Linked DNA regions of Homo sapiens: region 2 is linked to region 1. The links are chromatin loops, found by intact Hi-C in ENCODE. Cell type or tissue: PC-9. All regions are shown on one strand.

The links. A loop is a pair of places that touch in the nucleus more often than their neighbours do. Peaks named below come from ENCODE experiments on the same cell type or tissue, not always from the same donor. Only the 100,000 strongest peaks of a DNase experiment are listed, where the experiment ranks them.
Region 2: a loop joins it to region 1, with 12 times the contacts of the local background. A loop is called at or near these places in 2 of 110 quality-filtered maps.

Annotation. Positions count from the first base shown.
Region 1 is chr22:37,813,603-37,821,602 of GRCh38, forward strand. GCAT (glycine C-acetyltransferase) reads left to right here. Exons shown (of 9, transcript NM_014291.4): 4 at 1-7; 5 at 1,524-1,678; 6 at 1,816-1,898; 7 at 2,061-2,232; 8 at 2,598-2,719; 9 at 2,965-3,295. The coding sequence ends at 3,116. Among named protein-coding and RNA genes, the nearest start is that of GALR3, 5.8 kb to the right of the region's middle. RefSeq lists a silencer at 4,102-4,321 and an enhancer at 5,490-6,041. In PC-9, CTCF peaks have their summits at 4,197 (motif pointing right) and 4,401; a DNase peak (open chromatin) is centred at 4,209; H3K4me3 peaks cover 346 bases.
Region 2 is chr22:38,039,237-38,047,236 of GRCh38, forward strand. It overlaps a transcript of POLR2F not described here. Among named protein-coding and RNA genes, the nearest start is that of POLR2F-AS1, 9.0 kb to the left of the region's middle. RefSeq lists enhancers at 3,054-3,553, 6,660-7,161, 6,897-7,636. In PC-9, no CTCF peak of the experiment used is centred here; a DNase peak (open chromatin) is centred at 4,574.

The sequences.
Region 1 (8,000 bases):
GGCCCAGGTGGGGCGACGCCTGGGTCCACCCTCAGCCTCCGCCTGGGGAAGGAAGTGAGGCTTAGAGAGGCCAACTCCTCACTCACAGAGATAGCCTGAAAGTTTGAAACAGCAGAGATTTGTCCAAGATGTGAACCCAGATCCCTCACACCCAGAGCATTATTCTTTTTTTTTTTTCCCTGAGACAGAGTTTCACTCTGTCGCCAAGGCTGGAGTATAGTGGTGTGATCTCGGCTCACTGCAACCTCCACCTCCTGGGTTCAAGTGATTCTCCTGCCTCAGCCTCCCAAGTAGCTGGGATTACAGGCATCCGCCACCCCACCTGGCTAATTTTTGTATTTTTAGTAAAGACGGGGTTTCATCATGTTGTCCAGGCTGGTCTCGAACTCCTGACCTCAGTTGATTTCACCCACCTAGGCCTCCCAAAGTGCTGGGATTATAGACGTGAGCCACTGTGCCTGGCACCAGAGCATTATTCCATTGTGCCATGGTGCCTTGAGGTTTTTCCCTGTGTATGTGTGACAGTCTCACTCTGTTGCCCAGGCTGTATTGCAATGGTGCAGTCATAGCTCACTGCAGCCTCAATCTTCTGGACTCGAGCGATCCTCCCACCTCAGTCTCCTGAGTAGCTGGGACTACCGGTGCCCACCACACCCAGTTTTTTATTTATTTGTTTTTTAGATGGAATTTCACTCTTTTTGCCCAGGCTGGAGTGCAATGGCGTGATCTCAGCTCACTGAAACCTCTGCCTCCCAGGTTCAATTGATTCTCCTGCCTCAGCCTCTGGAGTAGCTGGGATTACAGGCACACACCACCGTGCTCAGCTAATTTTCTATTTTTAGTAGAGATGGGGTTTAGCCATGTTGGCCAGGCTGGTTTCGAACTCCTGACCTCAGGTGATCTACCTGTCTCAGCCTCCCAAAGTGTTGGGATTACAGGCATGAGCCACCGCACCCAGCCTGTTTGTTTGTTTTTGAGACAGGGTCTCACTATAATGCTCAGGCTAGTCTTGAACTCCTGGGCTCCCAAAGTTACAGGCATGAGCCACCATACCCAGCCAGTTTTTAAAATTTTTAGTAGAGACAGGGTCTCACTATGTTGCCCAGGTGGGTCTCGAACCCGTAAGCTCCCAAAGTCCTGGGATTACAGGTGTGAGCCACTGTGCCCGGCCTGCCTTGAGTATTAGCAAGCACCTTCTGTGTGGCAGGCCCTTGCTAGGCATAAGGATAGAATGTACATGTTGGTGAGACCTGGTCCCAGCCTAGCCTGCCCTCTGGGACCTTACACAGGAGACTGAGATGTGAGCCCATTCTCACTGTCCAGAGCTCAGGGTGGAGATGGGTGACGCTGAGAGGCACAGATGAGGGAGAGGATGTTCCAGCCCCCAAGATGGTGGTACCTCTGTGCCCACCTCTGTGCTGGGCACTGGGCAGGATGAGCTCTCAGAGCTCCAAGCAGCACAAGAGACGGGTGGTTTGGCCCAACTTGACACCACCCACCATCTGCTCATGTCTTTCCTGCAGAAGCATCGGCTGCGCCTGGTGGCCACTGATGGGGCCTTTTCCATGGATGGCGACATCGCACCCCTGCAGGAGATCTGCTGCCTCGCCTCTAGATATGGTGCCCTGGTCTTCATGGATGAATGCCATGCCACTGGCTTCCTGGGGCCCACAGGACGGTGGGACCATGTGGCACCTGAGGCCTGGGGTGGGGCTTCTGAGGGTGGCTGGGAAACGAGGAGGCCAGTCCCCAGCATGATCCATAATCCCTGGGCTCTCAGGAGGCCAGTGACAGCAGCGGTGGCTTCCCTTGCAGGGGCACAGATGAGCTGCTGGGTGTGATGGACCAGGTCACCATCATCAACTCCACCCTGGGGAAGGCCCTGGGTGGAGCATCAGGTACCTGCAAGGTTGTGTCCCTGGGGTCCCCTTGTCCTTTTGAAGGGCCCTGGAGGGGCTCAGGGAAGTGGGGAGGGCAGCATGGACTGTACTTTCAGGAGGGGGTTGGGTAGGCTCTGGCCCCTGACCAACCCCTCCCCCCACCTCTTCCCTTCTTCTCAGGGGGCTACACGACAGGGCCTGGGCCCCTGGTGTCCCTGCTGCGGCAGCGCGCCCGGCCATACCTCTTCTCCAACAGTCTGCCACCTGCTGTCGTTGGCTGCGCCTCCAAGGCCCTAGATCTGCTGATGGGGAGTAACACCATTGTCCAGTCTATGGCTGCCAAGACCCAGAGGTGCGACTCCCAGCAGGGCAGGCTCGGGGGCGGAGAGACGTGGTGAGAGCCAGCCTCATGTGTCTGCCCAGGCCCACAGACAGCTCTGTGCCCACCGGGTCTGCTTCTGCCTGTTCCCCTCCCTTCTCTCTGTCCCTGCCTCTCCCCTCTAGCTTCTGTGTCTCCTTCTTATCCCTCCTGTCTTTCCACCTCCCTTGTTGTTCTCCCTGCCCCCTGCCTGGCTCCCCTCTGCCTCTTAGAGCTTGTAACTGTCTTTGTTGATCCTTCTTGCAGACTTGGGCATAGACCTCGGGCCTGGTCCCTGCAAGGAGCGGGTGTGAATGCTCCACGGCCCCTTAGCTACCTGTGACACCTTGTGCCCACAGGTTCCGTAGTAAGATGGAAGCTGCTGGCTTCACTATCTCGGGAGCCAGTCACCCCATCTGCCCTGTGATGCTGGGTGATGCCCGGCTGGCCTCTCGCATGGCGGATGACATGCTGAAGAGAGGTAAGGGTGCTGAGACAAGGGAACTGGTGGTGGGTCCTGAGAGAAGAGAAAGGGAAACCCCTAGACTGTGACCCAGCCCCGTACCCAGCCACGCTGCGGCCTCTTAGGCCAGCTGTCTGTCTAAGCTTGAACACCCCAAGCCATGAGGCAGTCCCGAATCTGAGACCTGGGGCAGTTCCCTTGCCCTCTGTGTTCTGCCCCCAAGCCTGTTGGTTCTGGCACGCCCTTGCTTTCTACCCTCCCAGGCATCTTTGTCATCGGGTTCAGCTACCCCGTGGTCCCCAAGGGCAAGGCCCGGATCCGGGTACAGATCTCAGCAGTGCATAGCGAGGAAGACATTGACCGCTGCGTGGAGGCCTTCGTGGAAGTGGGGCGACTGCACGGGGCACTGCCCTGAGCTCTGGGTAAGGACGAGAAGAGCCAAGGTCCGCCTACTGCCACAGGGTCAAAGGAGGTTTTCGATCAGCCCAGACCAGAGGCTCTGAGCCCTGAACCAAAGTCCCAGAGCTGGGCTGGGACGTGACCTGTGCTGAGGGCTGTGAGAATGTGAAACAACAGTGTGAAAATTGGCTGTGACACTCTGGTCTGCTTTATTGTCTCTGGGCAGGCCCAGTCCTGTGGCCGGTTGAAGAATCAGGCAGGAGCCAGGGCTCTGAGGGGAGGCGCCTGAGGACTGCAGATCTCCACTGACCTCTTTCCCTAGATTAAGATGGGACCCAGTGGCCGGGCACGGTGGCTCAGGCCTGTAATCCCAGCACTTTGGGAGGCCAAGGTAGGCGGATCACCTGAGGTCGGGAGTTTGAGACCAGCCTGACCAACATGGAGAAACCCCGTCTCTACTAAAAATACGAAATTAGCCAGGCGTGGTGGCGTATGCCTGTAATCCCAGCTGCTCAGGAGGCTGAGGCAGGAGAATCGCTTGAACCCGGGAGGTGGAGGTTGCGGTGAGCCGAGATCATGCCATTGCACTCCAGCCTGAGCAACAAGAGCAGAAGTCTGTCTCAAAAAAAAAAAAAAAAAAAAGCTGGCACCCAGGCCTTTGGGAGATAGGCCCAGTCCACCGTTTGTCTCGGGTAGTTTCTGTGCTGCTGTGGAGGGCTGCTGAGAACTAGCCCCACAGGCCTTTTACCCTGCCACTGCCCGCTACTCTGCAGCCCCTGAGTCTAGTCTTAGAGTCTAGCTTCTTCCTTCTCCCCACTGGAAGATGTCCTGTAGCTGCCCAGATAGGAGGAGGCTGGGTGTCCATGTTTGGAAGGAGAGGCAGAGGATTCAGGCCCAAAAGAAAAGAATGAGGATCACCCCTGGGGAAGCTCCAGACAGTCTGGAACCCTGTGTTCGCGCCCACTCTCTCCCTGCCTTACTCTGGCTTTCGGCAAGCTCCAGTCCCTGTGTGTGCCTCAGTCCTCCTGCCACTATGCCTTGAGGTCTGAGGTCCTTCCATCTCGCTCATTCCAAGGCCTACGATGATCAGCCACCAGGGGGTGCTGCGAGCACGGGCCGCGGCCGCCGGCTCGCCCCGCCCCTCCAGACTGGGGGCCTTGGGCCGCGGCTGTTCAGGCTGCCCAGCAGTCAAGGCCAGGAGAGGCGATTTGCTGCTGCCAAGGCCCCATCCTCCCTTGTGCCCCACAACGGCTCGCCGCTTTCCTGTTGGAGGGGCCTGCGGGAGGAGGGCGGTCTCTCCCTGGCGACCTTGTGGACCCCTTGTGGGGTGGGGAGTGGGGTCCCCGCAGCTCCACCCTCAGCGTGGTGTGACCTTGGGAAGCTCTTAGTTTGCTTGGGACAGAGGACGAAAAGGCCCTTTATCATTAACGACATGAAACTAGCCCTACGTCTCTCTCTGACGTCCTGCACCTCCAGCCCACCCATTTGCCTGTTATCTTGGGATGAACAATGTAATATGAGCTGGGCTCTGGCCCAGCCCTGCAGGATCTGAAAGCTGGGATTCAGGGAATCCCAGCCTGCGATCCGGAGGACCTTGCTGCTGGGGTCCAGGAGCTGGGGGAGGGGGGGTGTGGGGGGTCGGTGTGAGGGTGGAAGGCAGCCTGGCTGGGGTAGCTGTGGCCACATTAGCGGCAGGAACATTTGCAGCCCACCACCACCGGCTAGGGCACGTGGCACCAGGCGCGCTGCTGCAGGGGATGTGCACAAGGGCTCAACCAGTAATGTCGAGCCAGCAGCTGGATGAGCATGGTCTGCTCTAGCCAGCAGCTCATGTTAAGCGCCACGGGCAGCTGCGGGGTGACGTGTGGCAGTCGGTGTGCTGCACCCGGCGGGGCCAGAACAGAGGGCCCAGGTCCACCCAGACCGACGTGAGGCGGCACGAGGCGAGATCCAGACAGCGGCGCAGAAAGTGCGTCGCCGCCCCTGTGGCTCCCAGGAGCCGCCGCTGGCGTTGCCCTGCTGCGCTGGCAGCGCCGCGACCCCCTGGGCTAGCCGATCGCGGTAGGGCTCCACGCCGTTGGCCAACCCGCGGCTCAGCGTGTCCTGCTGCACCAGCCCGGGTCCGCCGCCGCGCTTCTTCCGCAGTCATCCAGAAGGTGTCTGTAGGAGGCGCAGCAGCCGCTCTGGGTGCACGTGTTTCGGCTTGGGCGCCTACCGGTAGTCGCCGGCCGCCCACGACAAGCTGTAGGGCCACGCGGGGCGGGAGGGCCGGCCGTGGACCAGCTGCAAGTCTGCGTTCTGCAGAATCAGAGGCTCTGAGGACCGCCCCAAGGGCGCAATGTCCTTGTTCTCTGCGTCGCGCACGGGGTTCAGGGCCGCGGGCTACCAGAAGCGGCAGTAGGAGTGGATGGAGGTGGCACCGGGCGCACCCAAGGTCTAGGCTCACGGCCGCGCTCTTTATGGCCGCCTGTTCCTTCCTCCTTCCCTCCACCTCCGCTCTCATATCAGCTTAGCCTTGCCGCTGCTGGGAGCTCATCGCCCTAGGCCAAGAAGGACCTTGTGGGCAGGGGGCTCCCAAGGGCCAGGAGTGCGAAGTCATGAATCTCAGATGCTTTCCAGCCCGTTCCAGGGTTCAGGCATGCACATTCGTCCAGGCTTCTGGGAGTCTAAGGGTGCGTTACTTTCACGCAGTGGTTGCAGGTCTGTCAAAGTTTCTAAAATCCCACCAAGCTGAGTCTCGCCATTCAGGGATCATAAGAGTCTACAATTCCTTTGCGCAATTCAATTCTGAATTCAATTCAGAATTAATTCAATTCTGGCCGGGCGCGGTGGCTCATGCCTGTAATCCCAGCACTTTGGGAGGCCGAGGCGGGCGGATCACGAGGTCAGGAGATCGAGACCATCCTGGCTAAAACGGTGAAACCCCGTCTCTACTAAAAATACAAAAACAAAACATTAGCCGGGTGTGGTGGGCGCCTGTAGTCCCAACTACTCGGGAGGCTGAGGTGGGAGAATGGCGTGAACCTGGGAGGCGGAGCTTGCACTTGCAGTGAGCTGAGATCGCACCACTGTACTCCAGCCTGGGCAACAGAGCGAGACTGTCTCAAAAATATATATATATATTAATTCAATTCTGAAGCTTCTGAATTCAGGTTTGGCAAGTCTAGATTAGATTCCTAATAGTTTCAATTCCGTGAGACTCTGCTTCCAAAAATTGAGGAATTTCTGCATCTAAAGAAGGTGACATCAGGCTCTATAGAGGCACCTCTGAGCCCTCGTGAAAACCCCGGGGCCTTTGAGGAGCTGGTTCTTTTCTTTTCTTTTTTTTTTTTTTTGAGTCTTGCTCTGTTGCCCAGGCTGGAGTGCAGTGGCACAGTCTCCGCTCACTGCAACCTCCGCCTCCCGGGCTCAAGCCATTCTCCTGCCTCGGTCTCCCAAGTAGCTGGGATTACAGGTGTGCACCACCATACCTGGCTAATTTTTAGTAGAGATGGGTTTCACCATGTTGGCCAGGCTGGTCTTGAACTCCTGACCTCAAGTGATCCAACTGCCTTGGCCTCCCAAAGTGCTAGGATTACAGACATGAGCCACCACGCCTGGCCTTAAGGAGCTAGTTCTGAGCATCTACCCCAGCTCCTCCGGCCTGGGATGCGAGTCCTGGCTCCATCAGCGCCCCTCACACTGTTTTCTCTCCCCTTACGCACTTCCCCTTGATGCTCCCCAACCCCAGCCCCAGCTTCTAAAAACACTACACTCAGCCCCTCCACCTCTCCCCTCCCTTCCTTAACTCACTGCAGACTGCCTTTTGCCCTCAAAACACCTGTCCAGTTTACCAGCAGCCTCCTCATTGCTGAATCCAGTGTACCTTGCTCCCCAGGTGCTAGCCTCCCTAACCCTCTGGAGGCATTTGGCCATGTGGCCCCTCCTCCACACAGTTCAGGACAGAACTCCATGACCAAATCACACAGCCGTTCACCAAGACCTATTCTCCTCTTTGGCTCTTGCCTAGACGAGAGGCTCCTAACAGGTCACTCATCAAATCTCTCCCACTCTGTCCATCCTTTTCACCCCGGGCAATAATAGACTTTTTTTTTTTTTTTTTTTTGAGACAGAGTCGCTCTGTTGCCCAGTCTGGAGTGCGAGCGATCTCGGCTCACTGCAACCACCACCTCCCAGGTTCAAGCGATTCTCGTGCCTCAGCCTCCTGAGTAGCTGGGATTATAGGTGTGAGCCACCATGCCCAGCTAATTTTTGTATTTTTAGTAGAGGCAGGGTTTTGCCATGTTGGCCAGTCTGGTCTCGAACTCTTGACCTCAGATGATCCGCCCACCTCAGCCTCCCAAAGTGCTAGGATTACAGGTGTGAGCCGCTGCGCCTGGCCCATAACAAACTTTTTACAAAAGATAATGTGGGGGGAAAAAAAGAAAGAAAGAAAGAAAATGTGCGGGTCATGTCTCTGCTGTAGAATCTTAGTAGTTCCCCGTTGCTATCAGGTAAAGCCAGACTTTTTGGACAGGTACCTAAACCATCTGGGCTCCAGCTGGACTAAGGCTCTGGAAAGAGCTTCCGGAGAAGGATCTCAGGATTTGCAGAGCCTGAGGGAGGAGTCTCTGGAGTCTGCCGAAAGGAGACTCAAGTCCTGGTTTCCCACTCCAGGAAACCCCAGTCAAGACTAGGAATCCTTTTTTTTTTTTTTTTTTTTTTTTTTTTTGAGACGGAATCTCGCTCTGTCGCCCAGGCTGGAGTGCAGTGGCACGATCTTGGCTCACTGCAACCTCCAACCCCTGGCTTCAAGCAATTCTCTGCCTCAGCCTCCCGAGCAGCTGGGATTACAGGTGCCCGCCACCACACCCAGCTAATTTTTGTATTTTTAGTAGACATGGGGTTTCATCATCTTGGC
Region 2 (8,000 bases), 230 kb after region 1:
TAAAACCAAATGTACCGGAATTTTTGGAAACTGAAACACAACTTGTCCTAGATAGGAATGTCAGGAAGCCAGCGAGAGAATGAAGAGTCTGCCGTCCGGGGACACAATTTCTGTCCACTGTCCCTGCCCACGTCCCCTCACAGCCCTGCAAGGTGGGTGGGGACGGCTGATGATGCCATTTTCAGATGAGGAAACTGAGGCACAGAGAGGCTCCACAGCCAGGACTGGGCGCTCATCCAGTTGACTCCAGGGCAGATCCTCTCTTCCCAGGGCAGCCACCCCCGCCTTGTGAGAGCCGGTGCCCGGGGGAGGGGAAGGATGGAGACCTGGGCAGTTCACCCAGGCCCAGGAGCCAGAGCCCTGGCAGGTTGTACGCAGCTGCTCCCAAGAGGCACCCCTTCCACCCCTGCACCAGCCCTGCCTCCACAGAGGCGCAAAGGAAGCAAAGGCACTGCTGGCGAAGAACCTTGGCATTCCAGCCGCGCACAGACACCCAGAGAGGAAACCCGAGCACCCGGAACTGGACGGGGTGGCGGGCAGGGGCAGGGCGAGGGCCATTGAGTTCAGCGAGACCCTGGCGGCCCTCAAGGAAGACAGGCAAATCAGTGAAGAGCCCCTGTGCTGCAAGAGGGGGCCTGGGCTACCCAGGAGCGCCTAACCTGAAGTTGGGAAAGGAAGGCTTCCTGGAGGAGGTGACTGTGAATAAAGTCTCAAGAGACAGTAAAAGTTCTGCAGGCAATGAAAATGAGAAATGGAGTCAGGTGTGGTGGCTCACACCTGTAGTCCCAGCACTTTAGTAGGGTGAGGTGGGAGGATCACTTGAGGCCAAGGAGTTGGAGACCAGCTTGGGCAACATAGGGAGACTCTGTCTCTACAAAAAGATTAAAAAATTAGCTAATCATGGTGGTGTATGCCTGTGGTCCCAGTGGTCCCAGCTACTTCGAAGGCTGAGGCCAGAGGATCACTTGAACCTGTGAGGTCAAAGCTGCAGTGAGCCGAGATCACACCATGGCACCCCAGCCTGGGGGCCAGTGAGACCCTGTCTCAAAAAAAAAAAAAAAAAAAAAAAGAAATTGAGAAAAGGGTAGGAAAGCAGATGTGAATGGCAAAACTGGTGGGGAGAGGCACCCCAGGCCATGGGCTGGAGCAGAGGGCCTGGCAGGGGTGGTGGGAGAGGCAGCAGGGGGAAGAGCAGTCAGCAAAGTGGCTACAGAGGTCAGCAGGGAGCTCCTGAGGACCAAGGGTGGCCTGGGAAGGTCTGGGGACTAGATCCTGAGGGCAGTGGGGTGGTCACTGTAGGATTTCAAGGGAGTCAGATTTGTGTTCTAGAAAGGTTGTCACCATATGGCCTGACCATATGCCAGTCTGGTTCATTACTGTTTTCCTAGCACCTAGCTCAGTGCCAGCACACAGTAGATGTTCAGTAAATGCTTTGAATCAATACACAGATGCCAGCGGTGTATCCAGAGGCAATGGTTAACTCCTGTGGGGGTCCTTCAGCTTCAGTTTCCTCCTTTGTGAACGAGGGCACTGGCACCTGCCTGGTGGGCATGTTGTGATGGTGAAGGGAGCATGGCAGTTTGGGCTTGCTGTCCTGCACACGGTCAGCGCTCTGTAATGGCAGCTTTTATAAAACGTGTGGAGGATGTGCCAAGGGGAACATGGGGGCAAGGACCCTGGACAGGAGTGGTCAAGTCAGCCAGAGGAGAGAGAATAATGATGACAACAGTGACGTTGATCAAAGGCTGAAGTTCTTCATGTATTTCATTCATGTCATCCTCAACACAGTGAAGGAAGACGGCACCGTAGTTATCCCTGTGTTATTTTCCAGGAGGCGGCGGCTCAGAGAGGAGTGACTCGCCTGAAGCCCCGTGAACAATGCATGGTGGACGGAAGTACATGGAATGCCAGAGCCAGGCTGGTGACTAGTGCTGGTGGTGGGGACTGGTCAAGGCGGCCGCCAGGGAAGGGATGTGAGGACACGGTCTAGACTGATGGACCAGATGGCGGGGGCAGGCACAGGGGGAGGGAGGTTTCCAGGACACCCCTCAGTTTCTGGCCCAGGTGACCAGGTGGAAGGTCATTCCATCTCCTGAGTGAGGGACACAGCAGGACAGACAGGCTTGGGGAGGGACTGTTGGGATGTCTGGAGTCTAGGAGAGGATCCAGGCGGGGGATGGAGGGGAGGGCGGAATGAGCTCATGGGGCAAGTGGAAGGCTTGTGGGCGGTGGAAAAGCTCCAGCCCCCGGACACCTAGCCAAGGTCAAGTAATAACGACAGTAGACGTTACATAGCCTTGACTCTGTACAGACCTCATCCTGCATCCTTACGTTAACTCATTGAACCCTCCCAACCATTATCAAATTGGAGGTACCATTATCACCCCCATTTTATAGTTGGGGAAACTGAGGCAAGAGACATTAAGTCTGCAATATTGGAATAGGCAAATCTGTAGAGAAAGGAATGTGGGTGAGTGGTGGGCTGGGGCTGGGGGCTGGGAAGGATCATGGCTAACGGGCACAGGCTTTCTTTTTTGGGTGATGAAAATATTCTAAAATGACTGTGAAAATATTGCACAACTCTGTGAACATGTGAAAACCCACTGAACTGTATGCTCTAACTGTATGAATTGTATGGTATTTGAATTTCACCTCAATAAAGCTGTTATCAAAAAGCAAGAGAGAGAGAAAGAGAATATTTGTACTTGGACATTTTTGCCCCTGGGTGGAGATTACTCCACCTCAGGAAGCAGTAAACCCCAACCACCAATTTTTGGAGGCTTGCTGCATATGACTTTGGGGAGGAGTTGGGGAAGGATGGGGTAGGATAGTGTCTCAACTGCTCTTCCTGGAGGAACGAGGGCCCAGCCAGCAGATCACCCAGAAGTTTGGTGCCCCAGCCCCTCCTAGAGGAACCCTGGTGTCTGCTTGGGTCCAGGAGCACACAGTGGCTGCCTTCCTCCGGGTCCTCCTGGTCCCTGCAGGTCATGGGCTGGAGGCCCCGGAGGATCTCTGTGATGGTCACACTTGGCTCCTCCCTCCACAACCCAACTGAGGCCGGGAGGCCCAGGGTGCCCTGGTGCCCAGGTGCCCAGGGGCTGTGACTGACCCATGGCCTGTGCCAGGATGGGCACTGTGAAGAGGCTCCAGGGACCCCCTGGGTGTGAGCCAGTGGGAGAATGAAAAGAGGAAGGAAGAAGTCTGCAGGCCTGCCCCACCCACCTGGAGGGGTCAGAGAAGGAGCCGCACTGTCCAGGAGGGTGGGGTGGCCAGCAAAGTGGCCTGGAGAGACGAGGAGGAGAGGGTTTGGGAGAGTGCCTTCCCATGCCATGGCACCTTCTCCAGAGCAGGGTCACAAGCATTCAGGAGGGAAGGAAGTGCAGACAGCTAGTAGACAGTTCTTTGGGGAAGCTGGGCTGGGAAGGGAGAAGGAGTAGAGCAATAGCTGTTCTTATTTTCTGGGCTGAGAGGAAGGAATGGGTAGAGGGGAGAAGAGCTGCTGACCACACAGAAGAGGGCTGGGCCAGTGGGAGAGGGGCTCCTGCAGAGATGGAGGGTTCTAGAGCTGGGTGGGGGCCCCCCACTCCCAGGCGGGCAGCAGGTGGGGTGAGGACTGAGAGCTGCAAAGCTGGTGGCCGGAGGGGAGGCCAAGGGGCCCTGTCCAATGGCCTCTCCTCTCTGCAATAGAGGAGGGGTGTCAGGAGTGTAGGGCTTCAGGGGGTTTACTGTCTCTACTGAAGGTCCCAGAAGAAGGAAGCCTTGGGGACCAGAAAGGGTGGGTGGTGCTGGGTGAGGGCCCACATGCCACTGCTGGGCTGTGTGGAAGGTCCCGTCTGAAACAGGGTTGTTCTTTCTCTTCTGAGAGCTCCGAGTGCTGGCCATGTGCCCCTGGCCTGGGGAGCAAGGGGCCTGTCCTCTGTGGGTTTATTTACAGCTTTTCAGAGGTGCCCCTGCCTGGTCCTGGGCAACTTGTCATCAGCGCACCTGGTGTGGATACTGAGGAGAACTGAGAGAGGCTAGGTAGCTCCCGGTGCTTCCCCAGGCCCCCAGCCCCATCCCTCAGCTGAGGACTGCACCTTCCTCTCCCACCCAGGCTGTACCTGTCACTGCCCTCCACTCCACCAGGCTCAGCACACAGTAGGGCCTTAGTCAGTTTGCCCTTATGCCTGTATGCTCTGGGCAGATTCAAAGCACTTTCCCCTAATTACCCACAGGGCGCCATCTCTCCACCACTACCCCTATGCACACACACTCCCATTGGGGCTGGGGAGAGTTCCCCCGACCCTGGACCCAAATCAGGCACTTCGACCTGAGCGAGCCCCTCCTGTGCCTCATTGACCCACTCGAAGTCCATTTATTCTTCCTTTTGACACAGTCCTGATGCCTTGGGTGCTTCCATTTCCTAGGCTGGAGGTGAATTAGAAAGATGCATGGGAGGAGAGAGGGCCCAGGAAGAGAGAAGACAGGTGGTAAGTTGGTTTTGTCGATAACATTTGCAGCCAAATTTCAAGGGAGGCCCTAGAGCCACTGTATAACACAGACGTGACACCTATGGGGCGCTTGTTGAAGGACACGCGGATGCTCTGCTGGTTTGGTGGCTGTGATGACTTCATGCAAATGGAAGCTACATTTGTATGACACTTTGTTAAAGCAAATTAGGTATAAATAAAGATTCATGCCCAAAGATCTGTATTGCGATGTGTCTAATTGTGAATAACTGGCCACAACCTTAATCAACAGTAGAGGATTACGGCCAGGCGCAGTGGCTCATGCCTGCAATCCCAGCACTTTGGGAGGCCGAGGCGGCCGGATCACCTGAGGTCATGAGTTCAAGACCAGCCTGGCCAACATGGTGAAACCCCGTCTCTACTAAAAATACAAAAATTAGCCGGGCGTGGTGGCGGGTGCCTGTAATCCCAGCTACTAGGGAGGCTGAGGCACAAAATTCGCTTGAACCCGTTAGGCGGAGGTTGCAGTGAGCCAAGATCATACCACTGCACTCCAGCCTGGGTCAGAGAGCAGGACTCTGTCTCAAAAAAACAAAAACAAAACACAAACCAGTAGAGGATTGGTAAAGTGCATCATAGCACAATCCTGAGACAGAATATGACACAGCCACTAAAAATGATGCCTATGAGGATTTTTTTTTTTTGTAGCACCAGGAGGAACTTAGGGCCACAAGTGTGTTTGAAGGGTCAATGGTCAATGCCACACAAGTAACAAACTAACTGCCGAGTCTAAACATCTTAACATCTTACTTCTTTTTTTTTTTTTTTTTTTTTTTTTTTGAGGCTGAGGTCTCACTCTGCTGCCAGGCTGGAGTACAGTGGCACGATCTTGGCTCACTGCAACCTCCGCTTCCCGTGTTCAAGTGATTCTCCTGCCTCAGCCTCCCAAGTAGCTGGGATTACAGGCGCCTGCCGCCATGCCCAGCTAACTTTTGTATTTTTAGTAGAGACGGGGTTTCACCATGTTGGCCAGGATGGTCTCGATCTCTTGACCTTGTGATCCGCCTGCCTCGGCCTCCCAAAGTGCTGAGATTATAGGCGTGAGCCACCGTGCCCAGCCCTTTTTTTTTTTTTGAGACAGAGTTTCGCTGTGACGCCCAGGCTGGAGTGCAGTGGCGCGATCTCGGCTTACTGCAACCTCTGCTTCCCGGGTTCAAGCGATTCTCTTGCCTCAGCCTCCTGAGTAGCTGGGATTACAGGCCCATGCCATCATGCCCAGCTAATTTTTGTATTTTCAGTAGAGACAGGGTTTCACTATGTTGGCCAGGCTGGTCTCGAACTCCTGACCTCAGGTGATCTGCCTGCCTTGGCCTGCCGAAGTGCTGGGATTACAGGCGTGAGCCACCGGGCCTGGCCAACATCTTACTTCTTAACACGATATGTGAGGCCCTGGAAAACCTGGCCTCTGCTGGCCTCCTTAGCCTCCTCCCTCACTGCTGAACTGCTGTGATTCTCACAGCTGGTTTTAGTCTATGCCTTTGCATATGCTGTTCCCTCTGCCTGGAATACCTTTCCCTGCTGTCCCCATCTACTTTGGTCTAACTTCTACTCCCCCTTTAAGAATCAGCCCCACAGGAAGATTGCTTGAGCCTAAGAGTTTGAGACCAGCCTGGGCAATGTAGTGAGACCTCATCTCTCCAAAAAAATTAAAAAATTAACTGGGTGTGGTGGCACACACCTGTGGTCTCAGCTACTTGGGGGGTTGAAGTGGGAAGATTGCTTGAGCCTGGGAGGTCAAGCCTGTAGTGAGCCGATATTGTGCCACTGAACTCCAGTATGGGAGACAGAGCAAGACTTTTTCTCAAAAATAAATAAATAATAAAAAATAAGGCCAGACACGGTGGCTCATGCCTGTAATCCCAGCACTTTGGGAGGCTGAGGTGGGCAGATCATCTGAGGTCAGGAGTTTGAGACCAGCCTGGCCAACATGGTGAAACCCGTCTCTACTAAAAATACAAAAAATTGGCCGGGCGTGGTGGTAGCTACGTAGGAGGCTGGAGGCAGGAGAATCGCTGGAACCCAGGAGGCAGAGGTTGCAGTGAGCTGAGATTGTGCCACTGCACTGCAGCCTGGGTGACAGAACGAGACTCTGTCTCAAAAAAAAAAAGAAAAAGAAAAAATAATCAGCCCCAGCATCTTCTCCTCCTGGAAGCCTCCCTGGCTTGCTGGCTCGGCTGGGGTTCCCTTTTCTGGTACCCCCTATTCCTCCGTTATAATTTTTGGTTGACATGCTGATCCTCCACTTCCAGCCTGTGAGTCCCTCGAGGGAGAGACTGTGTCTGCTTTGCCTCCATGTCCCCGTGCTGGCCCCATCCTGGCACATCTGGGCAGGACGTCACACGACCTGGTTCTATTCCTGGTCATGTTCCTGCCCAAGCCACCCCTTCGGTTTCCCCATCCAAAATGTGGGAGAGCTGGGCTTCGCCAGGTCACTTCTGAGGGTACAATTGTCCAGAAGATGGACAGGGCTGGCGTGGCCCAGGCCTGTGCCAGGCGCCCAAGATTGATGGTTGAGGGCCATGGGCAGTTCCCTCGGTCAGCAGCCCCCTCCGTGGCTCCCTGTAGCCCCATGTAGAGAATGGGGTGGGTGTAGAGAGGGGGCGGAGGGCTGCATGCCAGGGCCTCAGCAGACCAGACCCCACCAAAGAGGCTAGCCTGGCACCCCCCAGCAGGAAGGTGGCCCCCAATGGTTATCAAAGGCCAGCGGGGCCCCTCCCTCCAAGGATGAAGGGGTGTCCCTGACAAGCAGGGCCATCCGTCAGCCCTGGGCACAATGGGGTCATTAACCCCTGACCCCAGCTCCTTTTTAGCCACTTCCTCTGAGGGCTGAGTGTGTGGGGCTGAGAAGAACAGAGCCTCGCTTTTCAGCGAGGGGCTGAGGAGCAATGGCTGCTTGGCTGGTCCCAGGCTCTCTAGCTCCCAACCCCTGAGGCTCCCTCGGAGGCCTGGGGGAGCCTCCCACTCTCTGTCCCCTGAGAGGGCACCCCCTTGGCCAACCACCCTCAAGCCAAAGCAGTGTGTATGGGGAGGGACAGATAGAGACCCTGAGAAAGAGACAGAGACCGGGAGAGAGGGAAGCCGAGGTGGGCAGATCATCAGAGACAGACACTTGAGACCTGAGACGGCTCCTTTCCCTTTACAAAGTGCACTCACAGGAAAATCATAGACCAACCCTGCTTGTGAAATTAGATGTGAGAATCCTAAATAAAAGATTAGCCAAACAGATATATGCATCATGCCCAAACTGAGTTTATCTTAGAAATGTAAGGATCATTTAACATTTGAAAAATCTATTAGTGAATTTATCACATTAATAAATTAAGGGAGAAAAGTCATATGATCATCTTGGCACTGGAAATCAAGGTCAACATCTACTTAAGATAGAAATGTTTTAGCAAACTGGAGATAGAAAGGAATTTCCTTAGGCTGGGCATGGTGGCTCCCAGCACTTCGGGAGGCCAAGGCAGATAAATCGCTTGAGCCCAGGGGTTC